2 separate regions of the Homo sapiens genome follow, and region 2 is linked to region 1. The links are chromatin loops, found by intact Hi-C in ENCODE. Cell type or tissue: psoas muscle. All regions are shown on one strand.

The links. Hi-C counts contacts between places; a loop is a spot of excess contacts. Peaks named below come from ENCODE experiments on the same cell type or tissue, not always from the same donor. Only the 100,000 strongest peaks of a DNase experiment are listed, where the experiment ranks them.
Region 2: a loop joins it to region 1, with 2.8 times the contacts of the local background. A loop is called at or near these places in 86 of 110 quality-filtered maps.

Annotation. Positions count from the first base shown.
Region 1 is chr1:59,694,975-59,702,974 of GRCh38, reverse strand. All of the region lies in intron 14 of FGGY (FGGY carbohydrate kinase domain containing), which reads right to left. Among named protein-coding and RNA genes, the nearest start is that of MIR4711, 34 kb to the left of the region's middle. In psoas muscle, a CTCF peak has its summit at 3,533 (motif pointing right); no DNase peak of the experiment used is centred here; H3K4me3 peaks cover 3,177 bases; H3K27ac peaks cover 7,907 bases.
Region 2 is chr1:58,735,423-58,743,422 of GRCh38, reverse strand. The region is part of intron 5 of LOC112268263 (a long non-coding RNA gene); the gene reads right to left. Among named protein-coding and RNA genes, the nearest start is that of MYSM1, 39 kb to the right of the region's middle. In psoas muscle, a CTCF peak has its summit at 3,394 (motif pointing left); no DNase peak of the experiment used is centred here.

The DNA of each region.
Region 1 (8,000 bases):
TAGCAGCAGTGTGTCCAACATAGGTGGTTAACAGCCAGAACCCTCCCAAGTGTATGGCAGATTAGGACAGCTTCTTAAGGTACTCTGGAGGATTGAGTGCCCCAGGACAAAGCTGTCATCCAGGGACCATGAGGAAGCTGCCCAGCTGGTGTCCATACACATTCAATACCTCTCCCTCCTCAGCAGGTATAACTAAGATGAACACAAAATTCTAGAGCTGATAGAGACTAAATTTAGACATTGCCTGGCATAGTTCCACTTTACGGGTTTGAAGATGGCTAGTTGCTCAATGTCACACAAGAGAGTAGTACAGCAAAGACTAGAATCTAGTCCCTACTTTCCAAGCCAGCTCTCCACCTCTGGCATCTAGACCACATTAACAGCCTCTCTCTCTTCTATGAACACCCTTGACATTTTAACTTATTTTTTTCACTCATTTGTTTACCCCATAGTTCTCATCTAAGCAATGTTCAGGATAAAGATGAATATTGGCCATCAGCTATATGCAGTTCCATTGATAAAGCCATCCCTACAATAAGATGAATGCCTAACCTTTTCTCCCAATAAGTCACTGAATAATCTACTTGACAAGCACATTTTTGATAAAGATATAGGTCTCCATATGAGTCTGCCTACATGGAAATAATGGGCAGAATTTGGAATAGTGATTTCTCAGGGTAAATTAATAAAAATGCCTTTTGGCTTTATACCTCTGATATAGTTTGTCTCCCCATCCAAATCTCACCTCGAATTGTAATCCCCGTATGTTGAGGGAGGAACCTGGTGAGAGGTGATTGGATCATGGGGGCTGTTTCCACCATGCTGTTCTCATGGTAGTGAGGGAGTTCTCACGAGAGCTGATGGTTTTAATATGGCAGTTTCCCCTGCTCTCTCTCTCCTACCGCCTTGTAAAGAAGGTGCCTGCTTCCCCTTCACCCTCCACCATGACTGTAAGTCATGCAGAACAGTGAGTCAGTTAAACCTTTTTTTGTTTTTAAACTACTCAGTCTCAGGTAGTATCTTTATAGCAGTGTAAAAACACGCTAATACAATCTCCATTTCATGAGCTGCCTCTGAAAAACTCACTCACTGATTCATTCATTTATACATTCATGTACTCATTCATTCACATTTTCATCCAGTACACAGTTGAGTTCACCTCTGAGTTCATGAATCCTTTGTTCCCAAGGTTTAAAATTCTGCACACATTCTCTCCCATCTCGGGCCCACTACACATGCATACCCCTCTCCAAACACACAGAAACACACACACATACAGACATATACTCGCCTTTATTTATACTTCCAAGTCCTGACTGGACTCAACTGTCACTTCCTTTGGAACATTTTCTCTGCCTCCCCAAAGCTGAGGCATAGCACACTGTATGATGCTATTTTATGGTATGCCTCTTCTGCAATACTGTTGGAAACTTGAGAGCAGGGACTGTATCTTTCTTGCTTGGAATTTTATCCAAGCAGAGATAGATGGGCCTAGTACGAGTGGTTGGCACACAGATGGCACTCAAGAAGCATTTACTGATAAAATGAATGCAAGAAAGAAAAATGACTGAAGAATGATTATGACATAAGCTCTGTCCTCAGTCAATTTCCAGTCTAGTGGAGAGGCAGACATAAAAAAAGAGTCACCAAACTTGTGTGAAGTACGATATCCAAGGTCTGTTCCGTGCTGTGGAGCACTGAGGATGAACTGTGCTGGGATTCCACTTCTGCCTTATGTTCATCTTAACTGACTTTGCAAGATAAAAATGTGTGGGGCTATGGGTATATATGGAAGATACTCAGGGTATAACCTTTCTTAGGCCAATTCTCTTGCACGTGTCCCCCTATCCCCAGCACTCCCAGTGGATGACATCTCAGGATTTTGCAATTCCAAACCATTTCTTTGAATTCAGTGAAACTAGAGTCTGAGACAGAAAACACAAGTGTTGGCAGCAGAGAAAGGAAAGAGAGAGGAGCCCCACAGTATTCTCCTTACTCAACACATTCCAGCCTCCCTGCTTTTTTTGCTTTCCTTCACACATGTTCAATTCATTCCCACTCCAGGGCCTTTGCACTTGCTGTCCTTTCTGTCATTTGGGACTCACCACGAACATCCCTTCCTCAGGAGGGCCTCTCTCCTGCTCACAAAGCCAGCCCTTCACACCCAGTCTGTCATTCCATTTTTGCTCCCTGATATCACTTTGCTTTCTTTTGTAACATTTCTTGTTACCTGAAATCAATATTACTTGTTGTGATTGCTGTTTCTTAGGATCTTCCCAACTGAATGTAAGTTCTATGAGGGCAGGTGTTGCTAGACAAAGCTAGAGGCACTCAGTGAGGAAAGCAGACAGGTATCAGACAGTAAAGGAGACGTGCACACTCCAAAGGGAGGGCAGGCTAATGGGGCTAAGAAAAGTGACACTGACTCCCAAGCAGTTCAAGGAAAAACTAATAACATAAACTCTTATTGCACACGACCTGTGATAAGCTCATGCACTACTTTGTTGAAGTTTCCTTGTTGGAACACAGAAGCATTCTGTGAATGTGGGTAAAAATTGGGATAATAACAGTTCCTGTCCCATGGTGACTGAGTTAATTCATGCAAAGTGGTTAGAACAGTGCTTGGCATATAAAAAACATCAATAAACTTTGCCTATCATCATTGTCACCATCATTATTTACAGAGAGATATGACAGATAGATAATACTCATCTATAAGAATTATATGCATTGCTGTGCACTGTATTTGCTTTTTCTTTTTGAAATGATTCTTAGAATTCCTACAGTGTACAAAGTTAAACATGTGCCACCTATTTTGAACTTAATGTAGTACAAAAACAGTTTTATAAGACTTGTTTGTCAGTTTTTATATAATCGAAGAATTTTAATGTGTTTGTAACAGACACATTTATGATTGCTTTGATCAAGAATTTAAAAGCTTCAAGCCATATAAACATGGAGAAAATGTAAGGGCTCTGAGAAGCTAGAAGAAATAATGATATCAGTGGAGAGAACAAATAGGCTAAAAGTCTCAATGACAACTTTATAAGGGTGAATATGGATATAGAATATTGAACAAGGCAAATAGAAGAATTAGAGATGTGAGAAGCGAGACATTCGCACAGAACAAGTCAAAGCACCACATACAGTCATCACTTCTCTGCAATCAACGCGGGACATGCCTGTTACAAAGGCAAGAACAGCAGGCAAACTGTTGCAAATAAGAACGAGAATTAAACATGTTAATAAATATGATGTTGTTTTATCAATAACTTTAAAAATCTGCTAGAATACTGTATGTTACTCCAAGTTCAGCTAGTTCTTTATTTTTATAAAAACCTCTTTTTATTTACCTCCTTTTTTTGTTTGCATATTGGAAGCCTGGTAAATAGAACTGGAAACCTACCTCGCCCAGGGTACCATTTGCCTTCTTTCTCCATCAGCCCCAATGACCCACAAATACTTTTTCTATCCATGGCAAAAGAGCAGAGGGGTTGTTTTTGAGATTTTAGCAGCCCATGCAATGTTCTCTACAGCCCCTAGGTGTCACTATTGCAAAACTAACAGAAGCCTGAACCGTCAAAAAGAAAAAGTACATTTAATATGAAACACTTTCAATAACTATGCAAAAGGCAGACATCATTTAATACAGAAGCTACAAACAATTTAGTATCTCTAATTGAATTTTTAATTTCCTTTTAAACTCAAAGGCTCACCCCAAGAAGAAGAAAAATATCATTTTTTAGCCAGAAAAAAAATCTCAGAACTGTTCTTTCTCCTAACATTTACACTGAGGGACTCAGCTGAAGCTCACGATACTAAAAGTTTGTGGTATAATTTGTTTTATAATCAAGATTGGTTTGATAGTACAAAAGCTTTCAGAGTAAAAATGTAAGACAGTAAATGAGAGCTGGCTGGAAGGAAAAATGTAGCTATGTTAGTTTGATATTCAACCAAAAGCTATAATCTTATTAAACATATTTAAACATGGTTTTCATTTAGATTTGGCAGCTTGATTAATGGGGATGTATTAAATAATACCTGGCTGCTAGGAGCATATTTAGGAATCAGTGCCACATAAAACATACGACATGTACAATTCAGTTTCATTATTATTTAAGGTTCTCTGTTCTCTTGGCTGTGGGCACACACATATTAAAAATTAAGTACACGCACTCAATGTATGCGCTGCGCTTTTAAAGGGCTTTCTCTTTAAGCAGAAAGATGAAATGGAAAACGAACTCAACTCTGGTGAAAGGTAATGGATTCATCCCTTTGGGGACAGCTGTCCTGTTTATCAAAAGAAAGGGGAGAGGTGGGTCAGAAGCAAGAAAAAAAAATTCCCAAGTGGTCAGCAAAGAGAGACGCCCAACTTCAGAGGGGAGCTGAAATCAGTTTCTACACCCAGGCTTCCTTCTTTGTCACAGTTGAGAGGTCGAATGAATGGTATGTTTAACCATGAGGCCATGGGGGAATTGAGATGCTGATTCCCAGAGCATTATAGAAACACTTTGGTAATGGGGGTGTGGGGGTTGGAGGGGAGTGTGAAGAAGCATCTGTAGTTTTTCTGGGCATAATGCTAGGTACTGACCAAGGGGTGGGAACTGCGGGGTGGGCATGGTTCTGACTAGCTGGGAAGATAGAAAAGTATGAAGTAAAGGACCAAGTATCATAATAGAGTTCTACTCAGTGTTTTTGATGAGAAAAAAATGATACATATGACATGCAGAACCTTATCAATAAATTATCTTTCTCCCCTTTCAAATGACATGAGGTTCCCTAATAATCTTTGGGCTGGAACAAGACATCTCAGAGAGGCCAAAATGTCATATATCACATTACATTTCTAAACAACCCAATGGGACAGGGAAAAGTACTATTAATATTTTAACTTTGGAAACTATGTTTAAATCCAGAAAAAATACAGAAAGCATCTCATCAATCAGAAGGAAAAAAAAGACATGCTTTTTTGATAAAAGTATTATTATCTCTATGTACAGATTACAGAACTGAGGCTCAGAGAGTTCAATCACGTTACCCAAGATCACATATTTAGTAAGTTTCAGAGGTAGGACTGGAACCCAAGCTTGTCTTATTTGAAAACCCACTTTTAAAATCTTCAACTCTCATTGCTTCTCTGATTGACTGAAGCCTTGGGCAGAAGAAACAAAGAAAATAGGGGGTGATGTGGAGGGGCACAGCATGCAATTCTGTTTACCTCTTGTGTCACCTACTTGCAAAAGACTGGAAGAAGAGAGTCTGATTTCTTCTCAAATACTGCTTCCCATTGCTGCTATCGTCCACAACTGAGCTATCTATTTCCCCCACTGGAAAGAAGTCACAAAAATGTTAAGCACGCCAAAGTCTTCACAGCGACGATGGTTATAATCAGCAGATCACAGAGAACAAGCTATGTTGCATTAAGAATACAACCAAGAAGGAAGGAAATTCTGATACGTGCTACAGCATGGATAAACCTTGAGAACATTATGCTAAATGCAATTAGCCAGTCAACAAAAGACAAATGCTGTATGATTCCACTTATATGAGGTATCTAAAGAGTAGTTAAATTCACAGAGACAGAAAGTAGAATGGTGGTTGCTAGGGGTTGGGGGAGGGGGCAATGCAGAGTTATTGTTTAACGGGTAAAGTTTCAGTTTTGCAAGATGAAAAGAGTTCCGGAGATGGATGGTGGTGATGGTTGCACAATAATGTGAATGAACTTAATACCACCAAACCGTACACTTAAAAATGGTTAAGATGATAAATTTTATGTTATGTGTATTACAAACAAACAAAAGAATACAACCAGGACCACCTCCTCCAATGGTGATTTACAATTATGTACAATGTTCTCTTGCCTGGCACAATATGAAGCATGACCTTCAACATTTTCAAATTTTTTGAAGTAAAGGTATTTTTGTGGTATTTCCTCGCCACTTTTCTGGAAAGCAGTACATCTGGAGGTAAAGGGTTTTTTTTTTTCATGTAATTTTACATTTGCGTGTTTCATATGGATGCTTGTCCTGGTTTGATCAGCAACGAGCTCTCTGGCCATGCACAAAGCACTTCCCGTTTCTGGGTCTCAACTTCCTCATCTGTAAAAAGAGGGTTTGTGTGGGATGATCTCTAAGGGCCCTTCCAGTTCTCAGTTCAGATTCCTATTTTTCCAAATGCTAATAGTGTCTACACTCTTAGGTACACATTGCTTACTATTAACACTCATCAGATCCTTTTTGCGAGCCACTCGTCATTTCAGAAATACCTGCACTTGCTGCACTTTTCCTGGGGGCTAGACAGAGAGATGAAGGACACAGTGTGAGGTAGGTAGACAGAAAGAAAACAATTGAAAGGCCTCTTGGAAGGAGCACTGGACTGGGAGTCTGATGCTATGAGGTTTAGTCCTGGGCCCCCGCCACTTGCTCACCATGTGAATCAGGGAGGAAGAAAGCATTTACTGGGGCCTTTTATGCATGAGGCACTTTTATACATATTATCGTACTATTTCACACATTTTAGTAATTCAGGTCCTATCTTCACAATTATTTTCTTTTCTCAAGTACTACCTATAGTATTGATTAGTCATAAAATATTTCTTTAAGTCCTGGGAAAAAAACTTTTCTTTCTTTTTAAAATTTTCTAGGGAAAAATGTTCATGAAAACCCAGGTTTAATGCTAGGTACTTTTCTAGTATCTATTAAAACTTAGAAAAAGGGTGTCTATAAACCAGGACGTAGAATGCCTGAATGTCACTGGTGGTATGTCTGTACATTTTGGAAGATGACACTTGATCTTATTTTATCTCCATTTTTGGCTGCTGGTGCCCATGGAATTCAGCAACTCATCCAATTTTGAACCAGCAGAACTCACAGCAATGTGCTGGTTCATATTTCTCTCACTTTTAGAAGGAATATGTTCTAGAAAGTTGCATACACAGAACTTCCATGATTTTTAGATTTCATAGATGGCAACACTTCCAAAATGACTTGGGAGACTGACATATGGTTAGAAAGTTTTTATTTTGCTAAGAAGAAGCTCAAAGTTTTCTCTGACAAGTAATATATAAAAAAAAAACCCACAGGACTTTCTACATCAAATGGTTGGGAGGGGGACATCTCAGGATAATATGTCATTTAAGAAGAAAAAAATTAGCTTAAGGAAGAACTCATGACATTCTGCTTACTCTTCCGTATTTCTGACTAGTAAAAACCCTGTTATGGACCAGCCACGGTCCAGGCCCAGCACTGGTTGACCACAGTGTAATGGGCTTTGGAATCAGGCAGATCTGAAAGTCCTGGTTTTGTACTAACTACATGTACAGGGTTGGGAAACCACTTATCTCCCATGAGCCTCAACTTCTCATTTGTAAACTGAGGATACTGCTCATTGCCGTCAAGATTATATGCAATAAATTTGTAAGATGCCTAGCACAGTGCCTGACTCATTGAGTAGGAACTCATTAGGTCGTAATGACCACTTAGTAACTTTTACCACTCTCATTGCATCTACCAAGAAAGGTTGTCATGAGGATACAACATGGAATGCATGGGCGAGTGTGTTGCAAGCTCCTATGTGTCCTACAGCTGTAACTCCTCCTTTGGGTCTCCACTTAGAAGTTATTTTCCCTGGGAAACTCTCCTTGACCCACCAGGTTAGGTAAGAAGCCGCTGCTCCCGGTGTCATGGCACCTGTCCTCTCCATCTTTTCACTTGTCATTGCAATAAAATTAGTGGGCAACTTTTCCCTCTCCCCAGTAGGCCCACCAGAACTCTGAGAGGGTAGAGAATATACTAGTCTTGCTTGTCATTGTTTCTCCACCATCTAGCACATAGTCACTGCCACATATAGAACTCTTTTAATTTGTTAAATAGATACATGAATTGATGGAAGGATTAGTAGGAGTTTTCAAACCTGTTTTGTGGTACTATGCTTAAGGCTTGATTGTCTTGGCTATGGGCTTACATCAACATTTCCCAATTTTGGTACTTGAAACTTTAGCA
Region 2 (8,000 bases), 960 kb after region 1:
ACCTGTAATTCCAGCTACTTGGGAGGCTGAGGCAGGAGAATTGCTTGAAGCTGGGAGGCAGAGGTTGCAGTGAACCGAGATCGCACCACTGCACTCCAGCCTGGGTGACAGAGTGAGACTCCATCTCAAAAAAAAAAAAAAAAGAATTCTTGAGTTTAAATCCCAGCTCTGCCACTTACACACTGTGAGATCTTAGGCAAGTCCACTTGGGTCTTGTAATTCTTATTCCATTCATATGTAAAAAGTACAATAACAATAATAATAAAACTAATAACCTGCCTTACAGGTTGATAAACATATGTAACACCTGGTTTTCATTGGGTCCTAATTATTTACTAGATTATTTACATGCATTATTTACAAGCATTATTTCATTTAATTCTTCTAACAACCACATAATGCATATATTCTATCATTTCTATCTCACAGATGAGAAAACTGAGGTTTAGAGAGATGAAAGCATTTGCCTAAGTGTCAGAGCTAAAAGAAAAATCAACAGAGTCGGCCGGGCACGGTGGCTTAGCCCTGTAATCTCAGCACTTTGGTAGGCCAAGGCGGGTGTATCACCTGAGGTCAGGAATTCAAGACCAGCCTGGCCAACATGGTGAAACCCCATCTCTACTAAAAATACAAAAATTAGCTGGGCGTGGCAGCAGGCACCTGTAATCCCAGCTACTCAGGAGGCTGAGGCAGGAGAATCGCTTGAACCCCAGAGGAGGAGGTTGCAGTGACCCTAGATCGCGCCTTTGCATTCCAGCGTGGGAGACAGAGGGAGTCTCCATCTCAAAAAAAAAAAAAAAAAAAAATCAATAGAGTCTAACTGATTACTTTCTAATGCCAGACCACAGTTGTCAGAATTACATGAGCTGGCACATATTATACCGAACTTAACAGAGGGTCTGGCACATAATAGGGACTCAGTAAATTCTAGTTCTCTTCTACTCATCGTGCTTGCCACTTCAATTTTCTATTGAATAAAAACTCCAGTTAACCAACATTCATCTTTACATGTTGTGCCCCGGTGTCGCCTTCATCCTCAGGCTGGTCACAAGATGGCGGCAGCAGTTCCACATGTCAAATCAAAACACCACACAATGGTCTTCTTCCTCTTTTTCAAGAGCAAGAAAACTTTTCCTAGAGGCCTCCTTTCACATCTTATATAACGGAGTTCGGTCCACAGTCTCGTTCCTAAACCAATCACTGACAAAAGAGGATTGACTGAATAACTGTTGGGCCAATCAGATTCACCCCTGGAGGTGGTCAGCTTCCAAAATCTGCCTTCTGCTTAGATGGAAAAAGGAGCTAACAGATGCCGGTTAGGCTACCAACTGTCTCCCCTACACCCCTATTTTCCTGAAAAAGAAATAGAAGGTCAGAGGAATTTCATTAATATGTCCAGACTCAAAGGGCAGGAGTGGGGTTGCAGCAAAGGAAGCGTGTGGCCAACGTGGCTCCTAGGAAAGCAAACGGCTTTAGGCTGTGTCATGGTAGGAAGAGGATTTATGACAGTGGTTCCCAGCTGTGCTGCACTAATGACCAGACACCACCCCTGGGGATTCTGATTTACTTGTTCTAGGAGGAGCCTGGGCACCAAGGATTTTAAACGCTGCCCAGGATATTTTAATGTGCAGCCGAGATATGCAGCACAGGCTTAGGTGGAGAGCTGTTGGAATGTGGAGGCCTCAGGGCCAAAGGCACAGAGTCTCCACAGGATAACAAGAAGCCTGTCTCCTTTTTCTCCCCAATAATTGCTGCCATTTATTTAGGATCCTCATGTTTCAGGCATAGCTGTACCCCCAAACATTCTACATCTAGTAGGCAGTCAATAAGCAAATGAATCACAAATGCTTTTCTTATCGAATAGAAAATTTTTACACAAGCTCCACAAAGTAATAATGCTTCCACTTTACAGATGAGGAAACCAAGGCCCAGAATTTTTTTTTTTTTTTTTTGAGGCAGAGTCTCGCTCAGTCGCCCAGGCTGGAGTGCAGTGGCTCGATCTCCGCTCACTGCAAGCTCCGCCTCCTGTGTTCACGCCATTCTCCTGCCTCAGCCTCCCGAGTAGCTGGGACTACAGGCCCCCGCCACCACGCCCAGCTAATTTTTTTTTGTATTTTTTTAGTAGAGACGGGGTTTCATTTCACCGTGTTAGCCAGGATGGTCTCGATTTCCTGACCTCGTGATCCACCCTCCTCAGCCTCCCAAAGTGCTGGGATTACAGGCGTGAGCCACCACGCCCGGCTGGCCCAGAAATTTTAAGAAAGTAAGTCTCTCTGACTGTGCTCTCCAAGTTCTGTCCATCAGCCCAAGAAATCAGGATCTGAGAAGCAAAACTAGCCCTAGGAAAGCAGGAGTAGCCAAGAAAAAGGCCCTAGAAGAACTAGTAGAGGGCCCCCTCTCCCCTTCTTTCTGTTCCCCGACCCCACCCCCCACTCCCAACCACCACCACCACCAAAGCCTCTCCTTGCATTTTACACTGTCTGGGACCTCTTTGTGGCCCTCCCACCTGCCTGGGAACACTGGCCTCTTAGGGTAAAGGAGGAAAGGACTGAAGCTTTCTGACAGAGGCACAGGCAGGAGTCAGGATCAATTCTTAATTTTGAGAAACCCCAGAGGTGGGAAAGGACCGTGACCCCGTAGGTTGGGAGGCCTGGGAATGAGACCTGGTCTCAGCGCCTCACTTGTGGTGTGACCTTGAGCAAGGCCCTTCCTATTTCTGGCCTCCAGTGTCTTCATCTGTAACATGAAGAAGTTGGACCAGAATCTACAGGTCATAAACTCAAGTGCTTTTAGGTCCAGGTAATTGATGTATACTAATGGGGCAGCCTGGATGAGAAGTCACTGTTGGGGAACTAGTGTGCATATGTCCTGTCCACAAGGGTGTAAATTTATTGAATCCCAGCCAGTTGTCACCATAGAGGCATGTTGGCTCAGCATTGTGAAAGCTTCAGATTTATTTTTTTTTTAATATGCTAAGAAATCTATATGTTGTGTGCACCCTCCTGGTTAATGTTAGTCTGATAACAATAATAATAAACTTCTGCAAGGCAAACAAAATATGAATGTGGGCTGAATTTCACCTGCAGGCAGTTTCTTTGTGATCTGCAGGCTAAGTGATCTGTAAGGCCCTAACTCTCATATTCTGTGATTTCTAAATAAGGAGATACCTGACCGTATATGGCAGAGGGCAAAAATCAGCATTTCTGCACTAACTGAAAATTCTTTTCATGAAGTAAACCCAAACGGCATTGTCCTCATTAATAATTCTTAATACTTGGGTCTGAATTTATTTATGAGGCTCTGCAAAAATTACCTCAAAATCTGAGGATCACAGTTTAGAAAACTAAGGCACCCTCTTTATAGAGAAATAGTGCCCTCTGCTGGAAGAGTGTTACAGGAAACACCTTTGGCGTTGAGTTAATTTAATACTTGGAAAGAGTGGATTTGTTTGTTTCCACTTGAAATAGATTTAATGAAGAATAATAAATAAAATAGAAAAGCATATTTATGAATGGTTTGATGCATGTTAGGCAGAAATTGGGCTTTCATGTATCCATTTGGGAGTAATTACTCTTAATCTATTAAAAAAATGTCCAAGATTAGAGAAAGGAAGAAAACATTTGTTACATTAACTGACAGCAATCTGGAATGGCAGACACAGACACAGAGAGGAAATTGAAATCTATGTCTCCAGACTTTGCTCTGGAAAATCGGAGCCTTTATAATAATGTATTGCAAGTTTATAGGCTTTATCAGTTACTTTCACTGCAACCTTTTAATAAATCTTCCCAGTGACTATCCAAGACAGATATTATTATTATCTCCATTTGACAGATAAAATAAATGAAGCCCAGAGAGTTTGAGTGACGAGCTGGAGATTCCTGCACAATGAAATGCCAGAAATAAGCTTAGGTAATTTCTCTATTTGTAAAAAATGGATAAAAACAGTACTCTACTTGCAACAAGCGTTAACTGAGAACATATTTGTGAGACATTTAGCACAGTGTTTAGCCCAGAGTGAACCTGGGACTCCATAGTAGCTACTGCTACCAGCCCAATGCCCATATCCAGGTCTTTTGACTCCTTACCCTTGCCTTTGCCACAACATTGGGCAGAGTCTTGAATGGTCAAAAAGGAACACCATGCTGCTGGGATTGATAGCAGTGGCCCCAACCCCTAAAAATATAGTCCAGATTTTTTAACCATTAGTGGCTTTGATAATGGCTCTTAAGATCTTGAGTTGCCTCATTAAAATAGGTTGTTCTAAATAAGGGAAGTTATGGTTCCTGTGAATCGTGCACCCCACACCACACCAGGACTATTGTGTAAGTTCCTGAAATCCACATTTAACACGGACATGCTGGGGAATATCTAAAACAAGTGCTGACAGGTCCAGGAGCCACATCAGAACTGTTGAAGGAACTGGGGATATTTGGCCAGGAGAGGAGAAGACTCAGGAGTGAATTTATTCTCTCACTCTTTCACTTGTTCATTCATCCTACAACATGTCCTAAGTGCTTACTCTGTACGTGGCACCATATTGAGTGCTGAGGATACAGCAAAACAGACCTAAGGGCTGGTCTCATGAAACCTAATCTAGTGAGGTCAGAATAGTAGGGGTTGTCACGTGCAAAGTTAGCTTTGTTCTGGGTGAGTCCATATAGCCGGACCGGGGCCATCTGAAAAGTAGATTTGGGCAGAACTTTTAAACTGGCTGGAGGGATCTGGCTCAACTGTGAGGACTACTTATTGCTGAGAGCATGCAAGATGAGTCTAGGAACCTGTGGAAGCTTTAGAAGGAATTCAAGGTGGGGTGGAGTGGGTGGGATTTGGCCGTCTTAGTTTCCTCGCAGCCTAGACACTGTGGATGCATCGGCTTTGCCCACTCCGCTCTGGGAAGCCCTCTGAAGCTGCGACTTGTGCTTTCACTCTGAGACGGGAATCACAAGGACCTAATGCCCCTTGGTCTTTGGCTTCCTTTCTTAAGCCTTTGTCTTCTTGGTGGTTTGGTGATACTGTGGCCTTTTCTCTTCTGGTCACAGCTAAACAGTGTCCCATAACCACAGAACATAAAGGAATTGGCAGCAAAAATCTTTAGGACAGGACATGGATTTTTCAAAAATACATAAAAAATAAATTCATCTTCATTATCAATAAACTAGGTGCAAAAATTAATCAATAGGAATGAGAGGGGAAAATCACCTAAAGATAACAACTGCCCACAATATTTCCTTCCATTTTTTTCCTTCTGTTTAGGATTTTATTTTTTTTATTTATTCATTTTATTTATTTATTTTTGAGACAGAGTCTCGTCGCTCTGCCACCCAGGCTGGAGTGCAGTGCTGCAATCTTAGCTCACTGCAACCTCCACCTCCCAGATTCAAGCAATTCTCCTGCCTCAGCCTCCCGAGTAGCTGGGATTACAGGCACGCCCCCACGCCCGACTCATTTTTGTGTTTTTAGTAGAGACAGGGTTTCACCATGTTGGCCAGGCTGGTCTCAAACTCCTGATCTCGTGATCCTCCTGCTTCGGCCACCCAAAGTGCTGGGATTACAGGCATGAGCCACTGTGCTCAGCCTATTTTATTTTTTAAGTGCATATGATCACACCAAATCCTACTATTTCACTTAGGATTATTCACACAAAATATTTCTGTAAAGTGACAAGTTCTTCATTACAATCTTATATAATTAGGTTGGTGCAAAAGCAATTGTGATCTTTGCCATTATTTTTAATATTTATTCATTTAATAGTCATTTATTTAATATGCATTTATGTAAAGTATTTGCTAATACTTTTAATAAATTATGTAATTATGTTATTATATAATATTGTTTTGAGTTAATACACCATAGTTTACTTGTCCATTCTCCTATCATTGGCCATTTCCAATTTTTGATATTATAAACCATGCCCAGATCTAAGACATTCTATGACTATCTGAAATGTGAAGAAATATTTGTGTACAAAGAAGTTTGTTGTGGTTTTTCATTTCCTATTGTCTCTCCTCTTCCCCACCCCTCGCACATAACAAACATATATACACCCCTAACTACTTGCTCTTTGCTGAACAAGCCAAAGTCTCCAGACATGGCCCATGCTGTTCCCTTTTCTAGAATACCCACGACCCACTACCCTTCATAACACACTTACTCATTCTTTAAGATCAAGCTCAAATGTCATCTGCTTTGCAAAGCCTCCTTCACAGCTCCCTAAGGTCCCTTTTCTCCGTTCCACCACGCTTCTGTCTTAACACTCTGTTGACTGAGTAAATGAGATGTTTGATCAGCTACTTAGAAAGTTAATTAATTGTCACACTGCTGGCCAATTTCTATAAGGGAAGTGGCCTAGCATCAAGCCAGAGAAGTCTCTCACATTTGTATGCATGTGTGTGTGCAAAAGCATTCTTCCTTCCTATCTATTCTGGATTAACTGGGTGTGTTCTTATGAGATGCTGACACTGCAGTGTGGTGAAAGGATCCTTGGTCTTTTCCCGGTTTGAATCCTTCCTCCCACTTTCTTCCAACACACCCTGAAGAAAAACCATGTATCAGACACAAAGTTGGGCTCTGGAAGTGCAAAAGCAAACAAGATGTGGTCTCTGCTCTTAAGAAACCTAGAGTTTAGTGGAGAAAACAAATGCATAGATGTAAAAATGCATAGAATCTGCATAGGTACTATTATAGAAATCCATATGGGCTATGGTTTTGGGAAAATAAAGAAGGAAATGGCTCTGTGGGGAGGGAGAAGATTGGCATTGGGTGAAGAGCGAGAAGAACTAACGTCGATTTGAAGATCAATAGATGTTCCCTGAGTGGACCAAAAAAGAAAGTGCATATGCAACCAGATAGAGCACAAAGAGATCTGCTTCTAGATCTGACCTAGGTTCCCACTACTGATGGATGATATGAGGCTTAAATTAAACAAGATAACATGTGTGAAGTGCTTTGTGCCATGACTGGGCCTCAGCATGAGCCTAGCATAGGGCAACTGTGCCAGATTGTCTCTTGCAACTCAGTACCATTTTTGCCCTTAGAAACCTAATAACTAAGTCTTGCAAAATCCCTATTCCCAGAATATGTTAGTTTGCTAGGGCTGCCATAACAGAGTGCCACAAACTGGGTGGCTTAAACAATAGAAACTTATTGTCTCACAGTCCTGTAGGCTGAAAATCCAAGATCAAGGTGTTGAAAGCGGTGGTTTCTGAAGTCTCTCCTTGACTTGTGGATGGTCATCTCATCTCCATGTCTTCATGTGGTCTTCTCTCTGTGCCTATCTGTGTCCTAAACTCCTCTTTTTATAAGGACATCAGTCATATTAGAGTAGGGCCCACCCACATAACCTCATTTTACCTTAACCCCTTTTTAAAAAGATTAAGGTAAATCTGCAAATACAATCACATTCTAAGGTACTGGGGGGTATGAACTTCAACATGTGAACTTGAGGGGACACCATTCAGCCCATATCACAAAGTTTCAGGGCTTAGAGCCATACATGCAATATTTGAAAGGCAAAAGAGACTCAAAAGCCAGTATTTTGGTTTTCAGCTGGTGGCAGATGTGAAGTTTTTCTGGAGCTGTACCTTCCAGCCACGCTCTTGAACATAACCCATTTAGCTGCTGCAGACAGCCCAAAGCATTAGCAGCAGCTTCCTGCCATGGCTGCGCTTCCTGACGTCCTGAACACTGGCAGTTGGCTCGCCTAACCTTTGTTCTGCCGGTTCTTCTAATGGTTTTGTAAGCTTCTAATTTCCTGTATAAAATTTATTCCTGTTTGAGATACCTACAGTGGTTTTCATTTTTTACTAAACCTTGGAGACTATAGTAGTTATTATTACTATTTTCTTTTTTTGAGATGGAGTTTCGCTCTTGTTGCCCAGGCTGGAGTGCAATAGTGCGATCTCAGCTCACTGCAACTTCCACCTCCTGGGTTCAAGCAATTCTCCTGCCTCAGCCTCCCAAGTAGCTAGGATTACTGGCATGTGCCACCATGCACGGCT